2 separate regions of the Homo sapiens genome follow, and region 1 is linked to region 2. Evidence: read pairs that join two places in POLR2A ChIA-PET (ENCODE). Cell type or tissue: MCF 10A. All regions are shown on one strand. Links, peaks and the distances in the headings refer to the core of each region. The heading gives the core; the rest is flanking DNA.

Region 1 (9,924 bases), core at 1,156-9,155, 68 kb before region 2:
TTGGTTTAAAACTGCAGAAAGGATGTGTAAGTAACTTTAAAGGTTTACTGACCATTAACAAAAATAAAATGCAATATGCAGGTGAACAGTAATGTGGTTAGTACCTGCGGAGGAAGAAATTGAAGAATTAACTGAGGGCCATAGAGACATATTAACTGTTTTTTTTTTTGTTGTTGTTTTTGTTTTTTCCGAGATGGAGTTTTGCTGTGTCACCCAGGCTGGAGTGCAGTGGCGCAGTCTTGGCTTACTGCAACCTCCACCTCCTGGGTTCAAGCAATTTTCCCACCTCAGCCTCACAAGTAGCTGGGGTTATAGGCACACGCCACCACATCTGGCTACTTTTTGTATTTTTCTGGTACAGACATGGTTTCGCCATGTTGGCCAGGCTGGTCTCGAGCTCCTGGCCTTGAGTGATCGCCTGCTTTGGCCTCCCAAAGTGCTGGGATTACAGGTGTGAGCCACCACCCAGCCAGAGACACATAAACTTAAAGGAGAATTAGAGGCACTGACAAGAAGCTGTCCCTAGAAGACAAGGATGATGGAAACATGAAATGGCATGCAATTAGAATTTTCATAAATTTGCTAATGTGTTACAAGCAGCAAAATAATAATAATAATAATGAATGATTTTCTGAAATTTTTTTTAAATAAAGTCTCAAAATGGGCAAATTGAGGGAATTTTCAAGAGAACCTTTGGCCATATCAGTTCTTACAAGTGCTGTTGGTTGTCTGCCCGGATTCTCTCTACCAGGCTCGTGCACCCATCTCCTAGCTGATGCTTACTTACATCTGCATCTTTGTGGGAAGATTTACCTTGGCTGACAGGAGCTACTTTGCCCAGAAATGCCTAAGAAATTACACACACTGCCTCCACCCCACCTCTTCCAGGGTCATCCTACTGGTATACAGGCCCCCTTGCCTCTGGATGAGACAAACTTTGGAGCAATTTATGCTCCAGGCAGAGCTTTCTGCAGAATCAGGCTGAGGTAAGAGTTCTTTTTTTCGTTCTTGCTCAGCATCTTCTTCTGATCTGCTTCCCTTAATCCCTTTCAGGTTTCTCCCAAGGGCACTCTTCAATAAATCACTTACGTAAGCATCCCTGTCTCAGGCTATGCTTTTAGGAACCTGCCTTAGGACAGCCAGGTAGGATATCACTCCATAGTACTTCCCCCTATAGGTTAGATAGAATACATTTTGCTTTCTTTGCATTATGTTTTGTTGTTTGTTTTGGTTTAGGTGTTTAGGTGTGGGGAGGTGTTATTTAGGGTAGGGGGTGGACTTTTTTTTTTTAATCAGACAATCAGACAAAGTCTCACTCTTATCAGCCAGGCTGGAGTGCAGTGGCATGAACACGACTCACTGTAACTTCAACCTCCTGAGCTCAAGCAATCCTCCTGCCTCGCCTCCCTTGTAGCTGGGACCACAGGCGTGCACCACCATGCCTGGCTAATTTTTTTAATTTTTTGTGGAGACTGGGTCTCACTTTGTTGCCCCAACTGTTCTCAAACTCCTGGGCTCACACAGTCCTCCTGTCTCTACCTCCCTAAGTGCTGGGATTACAGGCATGAGCCACTGTGCTTGGCCTGGTGTAGTGTTCTTGTTTTGTTTAATTTTGTTTGTTTAAGAGAGTTTTCTCTTACTTCCTTGATGTTTTCATCTTTCTAGGCCAAAGAATAATAAAAGATGTTTACTGAAATTTCTTTTAAAATTTGGCTGAGGTTAGGTAGGGCTATTCTATTTTAAATTTTAGTTAGTTCTGTTTCTAGGGCATAGATTATGCTGTTTCCCAATTGTGAGAACATGATAGTAATTTTGATCTGTATTTCCAAAAGACTCTCTATTAGCCAGCACTGAATAAACAGTAATTCTATTATCATGAGGCAGGGAAGGAGCAAAGCAGGTATCAGATACTTTCAGTTGTATGAATCAGAAAACCTGACTCATTCTAGCTTAAATAATAAATGGAATTTATTGGCTCATATAACTGAGAAGTCCAAAGGAGAAGTCTGGATTTGGGCATAGCTTTTTCCTGTGTCCATTTTGGCTAAATGGGCACAAAACACCTGGTTTCTTTTTGTCCTGTGGCCCTGCCTTCTACAATGTTCACTTCATTCTAAGTCTGACTCCCCTGGTGATTCCAAGAGGGCTGCCAGAAACTCCCAATGCTACATGCATTCTCATTCATAGTTCAGCAAGAAAACAGAGGATGTTCTTGTCCTTGCAAAATTGCCAAGCGTAACTCAGATTGGAACTCCTTAGGTCACCTGCCTGCTCCTGAACCAATTGCTATGGCCAGGGATATGGAATATGCTGATCGACTTAGTTTAGTATATAAACCCTATTGCTGGTGCTGGGAATGGAATCTGATTCCCATGAACTACATGGATCCCCAAATGAAAATCAGGGCCTTTGGCAACGGGGACAAACCAATAAACACCAACCTGCTTCATCAAACAAGCAAAGGCAGCAGAATATTGTATTCATTCGGCATTTATGAGCGTGCCCTGTCCTGGGCTGGAGGGCACATAACTGCGTATGAGACAGAAAGAAGAAGAGAGGGAGGAAAAAAAGGAAATGCAGTGCAATACGTGACAGTGTGAACAAAGTGTTGCTAAGCAATACCAACATGGCACTTCAGCGTTTATGCTTTTCATACACTTTGTCTCACTAACCCCCACAATTGGAAAAGGAACCTTTGTCTTTATTTTTGGATGCCCGGTGTCTGAACTCCCTCCCTTCATCCGGCGAACCCTCCCCACCTTAGGAGTCGTGGTGGAAGGCAGGGCCTTCTCCCACTCTGCAGGCTGAAAATGCCAGGTGCTTGTTCTCACAGGACATGAGACACATAGTCTAGCTTTAACCAAGCAAACAAACCTGTGACAGACTTTGAATTGGGAGCTAGTGAAACAAAGAAGCAGAGGCTGTGGATAATTCTTTCTAGCTGTGGTGGGGGAAATGGCAGCAATGTATAGCTTCTGGGGCAACAGAGCAAACAGAACACCCAGCCCCCAGCGCCAGTGGTGCTGGCAGGATGAGCTGCAGCAGCTGGTACTTGGTGACAGTAGAGCGGTCTCCTAAGTTCTGCTGCTTGCTTTGCGGCATTCTTCCTTTCTGTTTATAACCCCTGATTTTGCCAACTCACCTAGCAATTCTGTGAACCAACCAATATCCTTTTATTAAATTCATTTTCAACCAGACTCAGTACCTATGGCTGCAACTTATGGAAATATAACTCTTCCGGGTCAATATTATCATAATTTTACAGGTAAGGATACAGGCTCTGAGACATTAGGTTACTGGTGCCCAAGACCACGCTATCTTCCAACTGCAAACCCCATCCTTTGTTCAGTATATGTGTCATTCTTAGGTGAAGAGTAACTGGAAAAGTTTCCTTCATTCCTAAAACATTTCCTTCCTCTCCCCATCTGTTTAGTGCCTAAAATGCACCATTAGAGAGGGGTTCTCTGAGTCTGAAAGGCTTTTCCGTCAATTAAAAGGCAAACATCAAGGAATCTTGAGATCAGCTGACCCTTAAGGAATGGGGAGAAACAGTGGGAATTCTTACCTTAGAGAGGATTTGTTTAACAGGCTTCTTGGAGAGCAAAGGCCAGTGAGAATGAAGTGCAGATGATGGAGAAAAATACTGAAAGAGGAGGAGTTGGGTTGCCAAAGCCAATGGTACCTGTGTGACTGGGGCAAAAAAACAGAACTTGCCCCCACATTTCTAAAGAGAATCTTTGATTTAGCTGCTTGGCCACCTGGATAAACAGTGGCATTCTAAGTAGGGAGAGCATAGGGGAAATGAGATCGCATGACGCTAACGGTTCTCAGCCCTGGCTGCCCTTTTGTTTTTCTTGTTTTGTTTTTTGTTTTGAGATGAAGTCTCGCTCCATCGTGCAGGCTGGAGTGCAGTGGCATGATCTTGGCTCACTGCAACCTCCACCTCCCAGGTTCAAGTGATTCTCCTGCCTCAGCCTCCTGAGTAGCTGGGATTACAGGAGTACACCCCCAGCTAATTTTTGTATTTTTAGTAGAAATGGTGTTTCACCATGTTGATCAGGCTGGTCTCGAACTCCTGACCTCAGGGGATCTGCCCGTCTTGGCCTCCCAAAGTACTGTGATTACAGGCATGAGCCATCGTGCCTGGCCCTGGCTACCCTTTTGAATAGCCTAGGGGACCTTTAAAATTACTGGAAGAGGGCCAGGAGAGGTGACTCACGCCTGTAATCCCAGCACCTTGGAAGGCTGAGGTGAAAGGATTTTTTGAGCTCAGGAGTTCAAGACCAGCCTGGGCAACATACTGAGACCCTGTCTCTGTTTTGTTGTTTTTTTAAAAATATATTAAAAAAACAAAATATACTGGTGCAGGGGGGAATGGGGGAATGGCTGCTTAATGGGTACAGGGTTTCCTTTTGGGTAATGACAATATTAGGGAACTAGATAGAACCAATAGTTGTACAACCTTGTGAATATACTAAATGCCACTGCATCCTTGACCTCCCCGGCTCAAGAAATCCTCCCACCTCAGCCTCCCAAGTAGCTGGGACTACAGGCACACACCATATGCCTGGCTAATTTTTGTATTTTTTGTGGAGATGGGTTTTCGCCATGTTGCCCGTGGCTGGTCTCAAACTCCTAGGCTCAAGACATCGGCCCACCTCAGCCTCCCAAAGTGCGGGGATTATAGGCATAAGCCACCATGCCCAGCCAATTGTGCACTTTAAAATGATTAATTTTATGTTATGTGAATTTTGCCTCAAATAAAAAAAATATTGGCATCCCCTGAGAGGGAAGAGGGTAATAATGAGCTTATATGAGGGTGGAAGCAGCTCTTGAGAAGTGTGCGACTTTAGTAGAGTGACGGTGTACTCTATAATGAGCTCAGCAACTTTCTCCTAGATGCCCTCAAGATCACTTCAGGTGAATAATGAATGGTGAAGATTTACATACTTTACTTTTCAAGGCTTTTATAGGAGTTGGTCTTTGATTTCTTTTGGATGTGAATCTGGGCTGAGACAGGGCAATATAGCTTAGTTTCACCAGGGTTCTACCTTATACCTATTTTACAGGTTAGACAAAGGCTGGCCCTAGATTCTAGCAACAAATTTGAATGGGACCAAATACTGTCTTGCTCAGATGTAGTATGGTGTGCCAGATCTGAAGACATCCTCCAGTAAAAACAGCAAGAAATTGGGATGGTGCACTCTTGCATAAAGGGCCTAGGGCATGACTCCCATCTTCAACCAGAAAAATGTTCAGTTACCAGGAATGCCCTGGCAGCCAGCAATTTCAGCCTCTAATTTTGATGAAAACACTTGCCGAGACTGAATTGGCACAAACAAAGCACATTTACACCCAGCCAGCTGGATTCCATCTTAAGAGTACAAGCTGAAGCTCCAGAAGGTGAAGAGATTGATGCTATTCATGGGAACAGTCTGCAGCCATCTCTCTGTTATAGGCCCGGGTGAAAAAAATGGTACAAGGGAAATTATAGTGCTGGAGAAAGCAGCTACCCAAATACTGCAAGCCCACATACGAACCAAAGCTCCCTGGGAAATCCTAAGTGGGAGGGACATAGAAGAGGAGAGTAGGTCTGCAAAAGACCTTCATAAGAAAAAATTACTAGCTCAAGGGAAACACTCAAGTAAAGGAAAGAACAATGAAGCCACACAAAAGAGGGTGAACTAGTGTAACCAAAGATAAGACAAAACTGGTAGAAATTACAGCAAATCTGAAGCAGATGTTCCAGGCAAGTTCTTTTATGGTGCTTTCCAATGCCACCCTGCTCCCCATTCCCTATCTTTGTCCCTTTCCCAGCACTTGATTCTACTCTCCAAGGTCTTTTGTTCATTTATTGGTTAATTCAACAGACCTTGATTAAGCATGGTCTTTATGCCAGTACAAGGCTGCAGGCATGCAGAAGTGAAGAAAACACAATTAAGGCCAGATAAAGAAGAGCCTTGCTGAGTGCGGTGGCTCACACCTGTAATCCCAGCACTTTGGGAGGCTGAGGCGGGCAGGTAACTTGAGGCCAGGAGTTCGAGACCAACCTGGCCAACAGGAGAAACCCTGTCTCTACTAAAAATACAAAAATTAGCCGGGCATGGTGACACACGCCTGTAGTCCCAGCTACTCAGGTGGCTGAGGCAGGACAATCACTTGAGCCCGGGAGGCAGAGGTTGCAGTGAACTGAGATCATGCCAGTGCACTCCAGCCTGGGTGACAGACCAAGACTGTGTCTCAATTAAAAAAAGAAAAAGGGAGAGAGAGAGAGAGAGAGAGCCTTAGAGACCTTAAGCACTAAAAAGATGAGGGTCTCCTTGTCCCAAAAGAAAACTCAAAATTAAATTTGATTTTTCAAGAGGACATAAACCTTACATGTATGCTAACATTAAAATAGCTTCTTTCTAGATTTGGGGATTACAAAATTCAGATTTCGTTAATTAAAGATGAGTGTTTCTCTCACTGTCACTCTCATCCTGGTATTCCTGCTTTGCTAGTGCCTTCAGGGATGACCCAGCTATAAACATTCCTCTGCCTTTGAAGAGGTGAGGACTCAGGAGAGGACAATTCTTAACTTTCTGGCTACTGTGGCTGCTCTTCTCTTTCCCAATTTCTGGTAGCCAGTGTGGTTGTTAATGAATGGAAGGCTGTTGGGTGGCAAAAGGGGGAGGAATTGATATTCTTGAAAAAGGATTGGCCTATTTGCTGACAAAATTGTTGGACTATTATGTCAGCTGTGGTAGCTGTGCTTCAAGATGTGAAGAATAGTCAGGCGCGGTGGTTCACGCCTGTAATCCTAGCACTTTGGGAGGCTGAGATTGGTGGACAAAAGTTATCCGCCTGCCTCGGCCTCCTAAAGTGCTAGGATTAGAGGCGTGATTACAGGATTACAGGCGTGAGCCACTACACCTGGCCCCGAAAGGAGAGCTATATTTGAAACTAAAAATACAAGGACATAGTCTCAGGATAAAGAAGAGTTCTTGGGACGGGCACAGTGGCTCACACCTGTTATCCCAGCACTTTGGGAGGCTGAGGTGGGCGAATCACAAGGTCAGGAGTTCAAGACCAGCCTGACCAACATAGTGAAACCCCGTCTCTACTAAAAATACAAAAAATTAGCTGGGTGTGGTGGCAGGCACCTGTAATCTCAGCTACTTGGGAGGCTGAGATAGGAGAATCGCTTGAACCCGGGAGGTGGAGGTTGCAGTGAGCTGAGATCACGCCACTGCACTCCAGCCTGGGCAACAGTGCAAGACTCCATCTCAAAAAAAAAAAAAAAAAAAAAAAAAGGAAAAGAAACACTTTGCAAGGCCAAGGGAAGTGGGCAGATTGCTTGAGCCCAGGAACTTGAGACCAGCCTGGGCAACATGGCAAAACACCATCTCTACAAAAAAATACTAAATAAAATAAAATAAAATAAAATAAAATAAAATTAGCCAGGCATGGTGGCCCATGCCTACAGTCCTAGCCACCTGAGAGACTGGAGTGGGAGGATCACCTGAGCCCAGGAAGTTGAGGCTGCAGTGAGCCATGATTGTGTCACTGCACTCCAGTCTGGGCAACAGAGTGAGACCCTGTCTCAAAAAAAAAGAAAAAAGAGTTCCTTTTTTACCAAATGAAATTTAGACCTGTTCTCCCACATTATTCTTATTTCTAAAATTTCATGACAGATTAATAATAATGAAAAAATTATTTCCATATCATCACCAGTTCGGAGATCAGAATTTGGAACCACTACCAGTAGATAGTACAAAATGGGTTGATAGGACAACCGGGGACAAAAACCCTGAGCCCATTGAAACATTATTCTGACCTATATGACATTTCTTCTGTACTGAAAGCATGCTTGCATTCAGGTATAGATGAATAGCATGCAAAAATATTCTATAGACAGTTATTGGAAGACTGAAGACCAAAGAGTCCTCTCCACCAGAGGATGAGTGAGAGCTGAGGAAACATAATGTTCTCACCCTGACACATTCAGATAGTGCACTTGTGGCTCCCCTGCACCTATGTTCTTATTTGTGTGCCTGTAATGGGTCACCAGTTTTACCAGCAATAGCTCTTGCAATTGTGGCTTACCAGGAGCCAGGAAGTGAAGCAACCCAAGCGTGATGCATCCAGGAGGCTGAGTCTGTGTGGGTGGTGACAAGGTGAGAAGAAAATGTGACAAGTTTGAAACCACAAGGAAATTCAGAGTTGGTTCCAAGGCTTAACCTTTGCATGAAGTTCCAGAAAGTTTTGAGAGTCTGCACAGTGACTAAGCTTCATGTGCCTTCTTAGGCAGTGGTGAGGAAAGAGGTGAATGGGTGCTGCAAACTGAGGTGATCTAGGAGTTCTCAGGGTTTACTTGCAGTCTGCCCACTTCCTTTTTTTTTTTTTTTTTCTAAATTAAGAGAAAGAGACAAGGTATTGCTCTGTCATCCAGGCTGGAGTGTAGTGCTGTGATTATAGCTCACTGCAGCCTCAAACTCCTTGGCTCAAGTGATCCTCTTACCTTCACCTCTCAAAGTGCTGGGATTACAGGTGTGAACCACCGCACTCAGCATCACACTTTCATATTCTTTTTTTTTTTTTAGATGGAGTCTCGCTCTGTCTCCAGGCTGGAGTGCAGTGGCACGATCTCAGCTCACTGCAACCTCAACCTCCCGGGTTCAAGTGATTCTCCTGCCTCAGCCTCCCAAGTAGCTGGGCTACAGGCATGCACCACCACGCCCAGCTAATTTTTGTATTTTTAGCATAGACGGGGTTTCACCATGTTGGTCAGGATGGACTTGATCTCTTGACCTTGTGATCCACCTGCCTTGGCCTGCCAAAGTGCTGGGATTACAGGCGTGAACCACCACGCCCGGCCACACTTCATATTCTTTAAGTAGCATTAAAATGCTTTAATAAATCAGCATGAGAAAGTTTCTTAATGACACATGCAAAATTATTTATGTATTAGAAAAGCAAGATAGTTGAAAGGAATCAGTGTCATGTGATTAATGTGATACTCCTAGTATCTGTATACATATACATCAAATAATACTTTAAATATATTTTCTATGTCATTTCCCCACAGGTAATTATCTGTAATATCGGGGAAATCTATGTTAGGGCACTTTTTAAGAAAAATCACATACTTTCAGAAAAAAATGGCAAATAAGTACGAAAAACCTTTTTACCCTGCATCGGTAGTCCCTCTATGTGCTGCTCAAGGTTTTACTCTGCGCCAGCCTATGCTCCCATGTGGATGCCCTTCTTATCTTGCTTGAGCTCTGATAGCATCAACAGGTCGCCCTCATGCATGGATACCTTCCTCATTTGGCTCAGACTCTGACACTCTGCACTGAGCCACCACTACTACCCTACATGGACACCTGTCTCACCCTATGCAGGCACTCCTTGCACTCAAGCAGCCCTCCAACATAGGTACCCTGCTTAGATTCTGGCACCCTATGCTGGGCTGCACCCCTGAGTGGATGATGCCCTCTTAGGCTCTGACACCCTGTACTGGGTCACACCACCACCCAGATGTCCACCTCTTCGCTCGGCAGCTCTGCTTCCTTATTCACATATGTAGGTCCTATTTTGTAATATCTATAGTTGTTTTACCTTATTTCTAGATTTATATAGATTCAGACTTCATGATTAGCCTTATTAAATAGTTCCCATTTTCTAGTTTTTCATTCGGAAAAGTCTTTTTTTTTTTCTTTTTTTTTTTTTGAGACAGAGTCTTGCTCTGTTGCCCAGGCTGGAGTGCAGTGGTGCGATCTTGGCTCACTGCAACCTCCACCTCCTGGGCTCAAGCAATTCTCCTGCCTCAACCTCCCAAGTAGTTGGGATTACAGGCACATGCCACTGCACCCAGCTAATTTTTGTATTTTAATAGAGACAGGGTTTCACCTATGTTGGCCAGGCTGGTCACGAACTCCTGGC
Region 2 (9,924 bases), core at 640-8,639:
AAAAAAAAATAAAATAAAATAAATAGGAAACTATAAATACCTTTGAAGCTCAGTGTCTCCTCCCCAAAGGTAAATACTATCTTGAATTTGGTGTTTGACATTCACTTGTTAAAAAAAATCTTTTACCATCTATGTATATATTTCTAAACAATACATTAGGCCAGGCACAGTGGCTCACGCCTGTTATCCCAGCACTTTGGGAGGCCAAGGCAGGTGGATCATGAGGTCCAGAGATCAAGACCATCCTGGTCAACATGGTGAAACCCCATCTCTAATAAAAATACAAAAATTAGCTGGGTATGGTGGTGTGTGCCTGTAGTCCCAGCTACTCGGGAGGCTGAGGCAGGAGAATTGCTTGAACCTGGGAGGCGGAGGTTGCAGTGAGCCGAAATCGAGCCACTGCACTCCAGCCTGGCAACAGAATGAGACTCGGTCTCAAAAAAAAAAAAAAGAAAAAGAAAAAAGAAAAAAAACAATATTTAACTGTGCTTGGTTTTGAAATTTTGAAAACAGATTTCATGCCATTTGCTCTGCCACATGATTTTTGTACTCAACATTGCTCTGCCACATGATTTTTGTACTCAACATTGCTTCTGAAACTCATCCATGTAGATTTTTATATCACAATTCATACAAATTTCTGTTGATGAACTGTGGATTTTTCTTGAGTTTTTATGCAATCACCAGCAAAGCTAGAACCAACAGTTTTGACCATGACTTATAGTACATGTACGCAAGAACTTCTCTAGGGAAAGAGAAATTACTGTGATAATGAAAATGTTCTATATATATGCTCTCCGTCCAATGAGGTAGCCTCCAGCCATGTGTGGCTATTAAGCACGTGGAATATAACTAGTATAACTGAAAAACTAAATTTTTTATTTTAATTAATTTAGATTTAAATAGCCACAAGCATCTAGCGGCTACTATATTGGACAGAATAGCTCAAGAAAATATACTCAAGAATAGCGTTGCTAGATTATAGAGTATGTGTGTCTTCAACTTTACAAAATATTGACAAATGTTTTCTAAAGTGGTAATATTAATTTATACTTCTATCAGCAGTACAAAAGAATTGTCAACATATTTTTTAATACCTGCCTTCAAAATTTTTGCTTATCTAGGTATAAACTGGGAATAGTCAGAGGTGTTTGAACCAGAGTGACGCCATCCGGAATTGGGGCTGGGTAAAATAAGGCTGAGACCTACTGGGCTGCATTCCCAGGAGGTTAGGCACTCAGTCACAGGATGCAGTAGGTCGCTGGCACAAGGTACAGGTCACAAAGATTTTGCTGATAAAAGGATGTAGTAAAGAAGCCAGCCAAATCCCACCAAATCAAGATGGCAATGAAAGCTACCTCTGGTCATCCTCACTCCTCATTATGCATTAATTATAATACATTAGCATACTAAAAGACACTCCCACTGGCACCATGACAGTTTACTAATGCCACAGCAATGTCAAGAAGTTACCCTATATGGGCCAAGCGCAGTGGCTCATGCCTGTAATCCCGGCACTTTGGGAGGCCAAGGCAGGCGGATCACAATGTCAGGAGTTCAAGACCAGCCTGGCCAACATGGTCAGACAGGGTTTAGTAGAAACCCCGTCTCTACTAAAAAAAATACAAAAATTAGCTGGGCATGGTGGCGGGTGCCTGTAATCCCAGCTACTCAGGAGGCTGAAGCAGGAGAATTGCTTGAACCCAGGAGGCGGAGGTTGCAGTGAGCCGAGATCATGCCACTGCACTCTAGCCTGGGCAACAGAGCAAGACTCTGTCTCAAAAAAAAAAAATTAACTTTAAAAGGGGAAGGAACCCTCAGTTCCAAGAATCGTCGACCCCTTTCCCAAAAAACTAATGAATAATCCATCCCTTGCTTAGCATATAATTAAGAAATAACTATAATTAGTCAAGCAGCCCAAACTGCTGCTCTGCCTATGGAGTAGCCATTCTTTTTTTTCTTTACTTTCTTAATAAACTTGCTTTCAGTTTATGGACTCGCCCTGAATTCTTTCTTGTGCGAGGTCCAAGAACCCTCTCGTTGGGCCTGGATCGGGACCCCTTGCCAGTGAAAGCATCTTATTTGCTTTTTAGTTTGTGTTTCCATCATCATTGTTTATTTGCCATTTATGCTTTCTTTTTTGTAAAATGTCTGTTTAGGTCTTTTGTCTCCTTTTCTATTGGATTGTTTGTCTTTTCCTATTGATATTTTGGAGTTCTTTATATATATTATTGTTAGTTTGATGTTTATATATTTAATATTATATTTTCCAATTAAATGTGTTATAATTATCCTCAAAGTTACCCTTAGAAACATAAATCAAATCATGTCTCATTTCTTAAAACTCTCATTACACTTTGAATAAAACCTAAACTTCTTGTGATGATGCAGTGAACACTGTGATTAACTCTCGACAACCATCCCATCTCCGTAGCACTGAGGAGAAACAATACAATTTGGGGAACTGACCAGTGTACTAGGGACAGGCTTCATTGAGGTAAGGGTAATCCCATCTCCTAACCAATGATTGGTTCAGGAAAAGGCATGTGATCTCCTTTTGGACTACAAAATTCAGGGAGAGATTTGCTGAAAGCTTCTGGGAAAGTTGGCCTTCACTCTTAGGAGGGAGTAAGAAAAAGCCAGACTTTTTTCCACTGGACTTGAAAGAGGAAGTGAAACTGCCTTTGCAAAAATTATAACAGTGAGAAAATTATGACAATGAAAAAGATCTGATCTAATAACTCCCATATTGCCTTTAACCTCCAAACTGTTCTTGTTCATTCCTGGGCTTGGGCCAAGCTAACTTTGGGAGAAACTTAGTTTATAGTTTAAATCATAATAGCCTTTCCCCAAATTAAACTGCCTTTGTAAAACTAATAAAAGATCATCAAGTTAGGAGGATTAGAGCAGCATGGATTCTGCTAAGATCTAGGTGCAAATAATGACCAGCCATTATTAGAGGTCACAAGATTTGCATCTTCCTCAGTTACTCCTACTGATAACATCACTACTGTAGAACATCTACTATTGTAGAACCTAAGATTGGCCTTTTGAGATGTCTTTTCAGGCTTTCGCGTTTCTGACAACCAGATAGCCTCACCCAGACCCATGACTCTTGACTCAACTGGTCCTGTGGCCCCCACCCAGAAGTAGACTCAACACACAAGGACTGGAGTTTCCACATCCCTATGATCGTATCCCCAACCAATCAGCTGAACCCATTCCTTTGCCTGCCAAACTGTCTTTGAAAAACCCTAGCCTCTGTGTTTTCAGGGAGGCTGATTTGAGTAATAATAAAGCTCTGGTCTCCTAATTAGCTGGTTCTGCGTGTATTAAACCCTTTTTCTATTGCAATTCCCCTGTTGTGATAAATTGGCTCTATCTGGGCAGCAGGCAAAATGAACCCAATGACCTTGTTAAGTGCTGCTTGTTTCTATAAGGCCCTTGCCCTTGCTTTCTCCCACAGGTCCTCACAAAGCCAGATCTTTATTGCCATTCAGTTTCAGGACAAATAGTCACCTCCTTAAAGAGGCCTTTAATGCCACTACTCCCCCTGGCCAGTCACTATCACATCATTGTGTTTTATTTTCTTTATGTCACTATTTGAAATTATCTGCATATATTTGTTTATTGTCTAACTCCCCCACTAGAATGCAAGCACCAGAAGGGAAAGACCTTGTCTATATGGTTTTCCTGTGTATTTCTGTATCTAATACAGTGCCTGACATGTAATAATGCTCTATGAATTTTTTTTCTTTTTTTTTGAGACAGGGCTTCACCATGTTGGTCAGGCTGGTCTTGAACTTCTGGCCTCAAGTGATCCACCTGCCTTGACCTCCCAAAGTGCTGGGATTACAGGTGTGAGCCACCACACCCAGCTGAATTTTTTTGTATTAATCAAAAAATAATGATTAATTTTGTTGTGTTCATTTTCCCTGTTAGATTGAAGCTTCTTGAGGTCAAGGACTAGTCTCCTTCATTTTTTGTATTTCAAGTGCCTAGTACAGTTGCTGCCAATCAGTAGGTGTTCAACAAGCAGTTAAATAAATGAATGAAAGAGAGAAATTTGGGGAAAATATAATGTCAACCTATTCCCTTTATGGGAAATATAATTTGAAGTTGATTCTCTCTCATTTTTTTTTTTTTACTGATATAGGAGAATTTTGTGAGTAGAGTCATATCCCCATGAGTAAAAGATGCATACCTTTCAAAGGGCTTCATGATTTGACTGTAAACCATTTTTTCAACCTCATCTCTTATCTCCTATATACATTTTTTCCCCTGCCATTTACTCTATGCTACTGCCACACCAAATTCTAGAGCAGCCGAATTTTATGAAAGGGATACATTCCTGAAATCTTCACATAAAATTTAAAACTTGCAAAATCCAAGACTGTTTTTCTCATAGCAATAAATGTGAATTTATTGAAGGAAAGATACTATTTTTCCAGCTAAAATGGCTCCACCATGTGGCACTAGCATAAACAGTTTCTAACTCACTTTACCACCACCAGGTTTGAAAGTATGCAATTCCTGACAAATATTAAATATTACAAAGGTTTCACACCACTTCAAATTTTGTGTATATAATGAAGTACTATTAATGGTTTATAATGAATGATTTCAAATTTGCATAACTCAAATGGTCATAAAACTCAAACTTTTTCATTGTTCTTGAATCAGACTCAAGGCCATTCATGCCTCTACCTTTGCATATGTTGTTTCCTCTGCCTAGAATGCTCTGTGAAGTGCTAGCACCTAGAGCAGTGACTGGCAGAAATGTTATATCCAGAGGTGAGAATAATGTGGGTGTAAGCAACAACATTCAAGAACATTGGATCACGTTTCAAAAAAAAAACCCCAAAATAATCTACAACTAATGTTGAATATGCTGAAACATTTAAAACCTGAATCTAAAGTTCTTTGGGCTGAAGGAGAGGCCACAGGTTGGGTTAAGCCCACATGGAGTTTAGGAGTGGCAGGGAAGGTGGATGTCAGAAAGCTGCCAGTTCTCCTGGACACAGATGGGTGCACGCCACATTCTGGAGAAAAGTTATAGTGAAGGGATATAGGCTCCTGTGGGCCCAAAAAGCCCCAGGATCCAATATCTCAAAGTTTTGGCAGGGTCACACCTGCTGGCTTTGCTCATCTCAGGGAGGTGGGAATTACAAGGATAAGAATGGGGATGAGAGTGGAAGGGGAAAAATAATTTTCCCAAACTCCACCCAGGTCATTCTAAATCAGGAGTTGAAAACGCAAATATCCATAGGCAATAAATGTAACACTTTTTCCCCCTCTTTTGATGCAGAAATTACTATCATGGGAAAACAACAATTTTTTTTTCTTTTTCTTTTTTTTTTGAGAGGGTTCGGTTCTGTTGCCCAGGCTGGGGTGCAGTGGCACAATCTCTGCTCACTATAACCTCTGCTTCCCAGGCTCAAACCATTCTCCCACCTCAGCCTCCCAAGTAGCTGGGACTATAGATACACACTACCATGCCTGGCTAATGTTTGTATTTTTGGGAGAGATGGGGTTTTGACACGGGATTTTTCTCGGCTGCTTTGCCAGCCAGAGACCTCTGGCCAGTGATGCCCCTGTCCTGGCCTTGCTTGGCACTGGGCTTGCTGCAGGAGGCATCCAGCCCACTCAGCCCATAGGCTGTGCCTGGTTTGTGCTCCAGCATGGATCCCACAGGCACCACAATTGCATGCTCAGCCCCCAGTGGGAAGGGGTGTGTGGGTGAGCGAGTGCAGGGTCTGGCCAGCAGCTCCAAGTGCTGGCATAGAAGCGGGCTCCATGTGGGGCTTGCAGTTGGACCACACCTGTCGCAAGAGACTCCTGTGGTGGACTCTGGCATCCAGGTGAGGGGAATGTGGTGGTGCCCAAATAGGGAAGCCTGTGACCCTGAAGCCCCAGAGGGGGTGTTACAACATGCTAACAGCTCTTTTAGTCTGGGGTTAACAGTTCTATCAGTCCCACTGCCCTGCTCTAGCCCATGGCTCTGGGTTGGCCCAGCCCTGTCATAGTGTGGGGCAGCTGCCAGGTGCCAATGCAGGGCAGAGGGCTACAGTGTTACTGCCTTTTCATATTTGCATTCAGCAGGGTCCCACTTCCAAGAAGAATGAGACTACACTGACAATCAAAGGGTGAGGAGGGCGGAGAAGAGTTTTATTGAGCAATGAAATATCTCTCAATAGAGAGGGAATGCGAGAATGGTCTGCCACCTGAAGTTGGGTGGTCTCTCTCCCAGTGTGGCTGGGTCCGGGGCTTTTATGGGCTCAGAATGGGGCAGCGTGTGCTGATTGGTTTGTGGGTATGGCAAAAAGGCTGAAACAAAGGCACAACAGTGTCAAAAATCAATTAGGGAAGGGTAGGTATATGTAAATTAGGTGAAGGATGGGGCTCAGTCAGAGGAAACCATGCCAAACAGGAAGAGGGGTTCTCAATCCAGTCCATGGATTCATCCAAGACTTGTAGCTTGGCTTTCAGGCTTTAAACTGTCTTTGGCTTGAAGGTGGGATTTCACCGGGGACCCACCCCTATCTGCCTAGGCATTTGACTGCCTCCTGTCACTATCGGTTTCACCATGTTGCCCAGGCTGGTCTTGAACTCCTGGATTCGAGTGATCTGCCTCCTTGACCTCCCAAAGTGGTAGGCATGAGCCACTGCACCTAGCCAAAACAACAATATTTTAAAGAGAAGGCAGCTACCCAGATTTGGATCTGAAACTTCCCAGTTATAAATATTGTCTCAAAAAAAAAAATTCTTTTGAGACAGCGTCTTGCTCTGTCACCCAGGCTGGAGGGCAGTGGCATGATCATGACTCACTGCAGCCTCAACCGCCCAAACTCAAGCAACCCTCCCATCTCAGACTCCCAAGTAGCTGGGACTAAGGTGCACACTATCACACTGGCTAATTTTTGTATTTTTTATAGACATAGGGTTTTGCCATGTTGCTCAGGCTGATCTCCAACTCCTGAGCATTCTGCCTGCCTCAGCCTTCCAAAGTGCTGGGATTCCAGGCATGAGCCACTGCCCGGCCAGCTCAAAAATTTTAAATTACCATGCAGGCCAAACAAAACGTCTCAAAGCTGAATTTGCTCCAGTAGACTACCAATGTGTGAACTCTGAAGCTGACTATCACATCTAGTGAAATATAAGGAGGCTTCCTGACCAAGGCAAATCTTGGAGTTAGTGGGACAACACTTAAGTATGAATGAGTTTCATAGAATTGGAGAATGTTTGTGTTAGATTCTAGCCTAGACTTCCATTCAACATAAAAACCTGGTCTTTTCTATTGAAATAGAAGTAGTTGCGGCCGGGCACAGTGGCTCATGCCTGTAATCCCAGCACTTTGGGAGGCCGAGCCAGGCGGATCACCTGAGGTCAGGAGTTCGAAACCAGCCTGGTCAACATGGTGAAACCCCGTCTCTACTAAAAATACACAAGTTAGCTGGGTATGGTGGCCAGGTGCCTGTAATCCCAGCTACTTGGGAGGCTGAGGCAGGAGAATTGCTTGAACCTGGGATGCAGAGATTGCAGTGAGCCGAGATCACGCCATTGCACTCCAGCCCGGGGGACAAGAACGAGACTTCATCTCAAAAAAAAAAAAAAAAGAAGTAGTTGACAAACACATGTCAAAGATTGGTGGACAGCAAAGGAGGAGACACAGGGTGGAAAATTTGCCTTGAGACTGGCCTTGTTTGCTTTAACTTGGTAGAGTGGCATGGAAGCAACAGGCAGAAGGCATATCTGCAGTGGCAAATGGTGCTGCCTCACAGGATTTATAAAGATTTTCTTTTCTTTCTTTTTAGAGAGAGCTGAGTACAGCAGTGTGATCATAGCTCACCGCAGCCTCAAACTCCTGGGCTCAAGTGATCCTCCCGTCTCAGTCTCCTGAGTAGCTAGGTCTAAAAGTGTCTGCCACCACATTCAGCTAATTTTTTATAAAACTTTTTCTTTCTTTTTTTTTTTTTTTTTTTGTAGTGGTGGAGTTTCACTATGTTGCCCAGGCTGGTCTTCAACTCCTGGCCTTGAACTCAAGGCAGGAATCCTCCCACCTCAGCTTCCCAAAGTGCTGGGATTACAGGCAATATTTTCTTTTTTAATATTAGAGACTTCATACTAGAATTCTGTTTCTGGTTGCTTTGTCCCACGAGGTGTCACCGGGCTGTACAACATCTCTTCTGGCTGGAATAAGAAGGATAGAACACAGAATTTTCTTCTTGGAGAAATGTCTTCCTGGGTAGGTCATTTGGGGGTAACCCACTGGGAAACCGGTTTTATTCTGTACCTCCTCACCATGCCCATATGGGGGCTGAGTGCATGGGTGTGAATTGCTGGGTGGAAATCTGGTAATAAGGGTGCCACCCTGATGATGAGGACAGAGCAGGAGGCCAGCAAAGAGATGATGATAGAAATCTCTGGGCATGGGGTGGAGAAATGTAATCGCCAGTATGGAAAGGGTGGCAATAGCTGTAAAACTGGTCCCCTCCACCTTCCCCAGTGATTCCATCTCCTCCTGAGCTCTTACTCTTGCAATTGTATCCTCTCTGACACATATTTAATCTCTCATCTGTACTGGTTCCTTCCTCTCATCCTCCAGTAGACACAAATTTACCCTTTCTCCCCAAAGAGCTTCCCTAATATTTACCTCCCTCTCAACTCATTACGATGTGGCTTCTGCCCACCCTTCCCTTCCACTAAAACTGCCCTCTCTAAGGTTGCCTGTAACCCAGTTGCCAAAACCAATCTTACTTGACTTTCTGCAGCTTTTAATTCAATTCACTGTCCTCTCCTTGCCTTCCTGGGATTCCAGGACATAACTCCCCGGGTCTCCTACTTCGCTGACTGATCTTTCTATTTCTGCTGGCTCCTCTGTCTTCACCCATACTTTAAACATTATCATTTTCAGAGCTAATACTACTCCCATATGGCATCCTTATAAGAAGTTGTGAAAGGGGCCAGGCGTGGTGGCTCATGCCTTTAATTCCAGCACTTTGGGAGGCCGAGGTGGGCAGATCACGAGGTCAGGGGTTCAAGACCGGCCTGGCCAACATGGTGAAACCCCGTCTCTCCTAAAAATACAAAAATTAGCCGGGTATGGTGGTGCGTGCCTGTAATCCCAGCTACTCAGGATGCTGAGGCAGGCAAATTGCTTGAACCCAGGAGGTGGAGGTTGCAGTGAGCCGAGATTATGCCACTGCACCCCAGCCTGGGTGACAGAGTGAGACTCATCTCAAAAAAAAAAAAAAAGTAGTGAAAGGTACATCATACTCTGTGCACAGCCTGGGCCAGGGTGCATGGCTTGGCAAGCAGAGCCTGGACTGCATTTTAGTCCCTACTCACCACACTCAGCCTGGTGCCCTTGTGCCATGAACACCCTGTGCAACTGCACATTGCAGCCCAGGGCACTATCTGTGGTCTTCATCTCTTTATTGCTCTATCCTCTTTCCCTCTGTAACCCTGCTGACTTTCATTGTTCCACCTCGAACCTATGTGTCTCATCTAATCTCTAGACATCTTTTCATCTACGTCCTGAACTTCTCTTCCTGGGTGTCCTGTGGGGCATCCTAATTTTGCTATGGCCCAAACTCAGTTCAGATCTGCACACTTGCAAATATGCAAATATGCCTATTTTTCTGTATGCCCTCTCTTGGTTAATGACACCACCTTCCATCTTCTTATTCCGCTGAAAACTTCAAGATTATCAATGCCTCTTCCCTTTCCGCAATGTAAGGCTTTTGTCCTCTCCCAAGTTCACTACTGGAAGAACCTTCTAACCAGTTTCCCTATCTCCAGAGCCCCTCCCCTCCAAATTACTCTCCCCACTGCCACCAGGTTTCTTTTTTTACACAGACTTGAGCATATTTTTCCTTTGTTTCAAAACCCATTTTGTCTTCTAATTAACCATAAGATAAAGTC

The links. Peaks named below come from ENCODE experiments on the same cell type or tissue, not always from the same donor. Only the 100,000 strongest peaks of a DNase experiment are listed, where the experiment ranks them.
Region 1: POLR2A ChIA-PET joins it to region 2 with 5 read pairs; 6 of 35 experiments call an interaction of 5 or more read pairs at or near these places.

Annotation. Positions count from the first base shown.
Region 1 is chr17:30,362,194-30,372,117 of GRCh38, reverse strand. No RefSeq gene overlaps it. Among named protein-coding and RNA genes, the nearest start is that of CPD, 12 kb to the left of the region's middle. RefSeq lists an enhancer at 8,159-8,398. In MCF 10A, for the core only: no CTCF peak of the experiment used is centred there; DNase peaks (open chromatin) are centred at 4,187 and 8,177.
Region 2 is chr17:30,293,742-30,303,665 of GRCh38, reverse strand. It overlaps LOC124903971 (a long non-coding RNA gene), which reads right to left and starts at 8,976. Exons shown (of 2, transcript XR_007065700.1): 1 at 8,126-8,976; 2 at 6,148-6,671. In MCF 10A, for the core only: no CTCF peak of the experiment used is centred there; no DNase peak of the experiment used is centred there.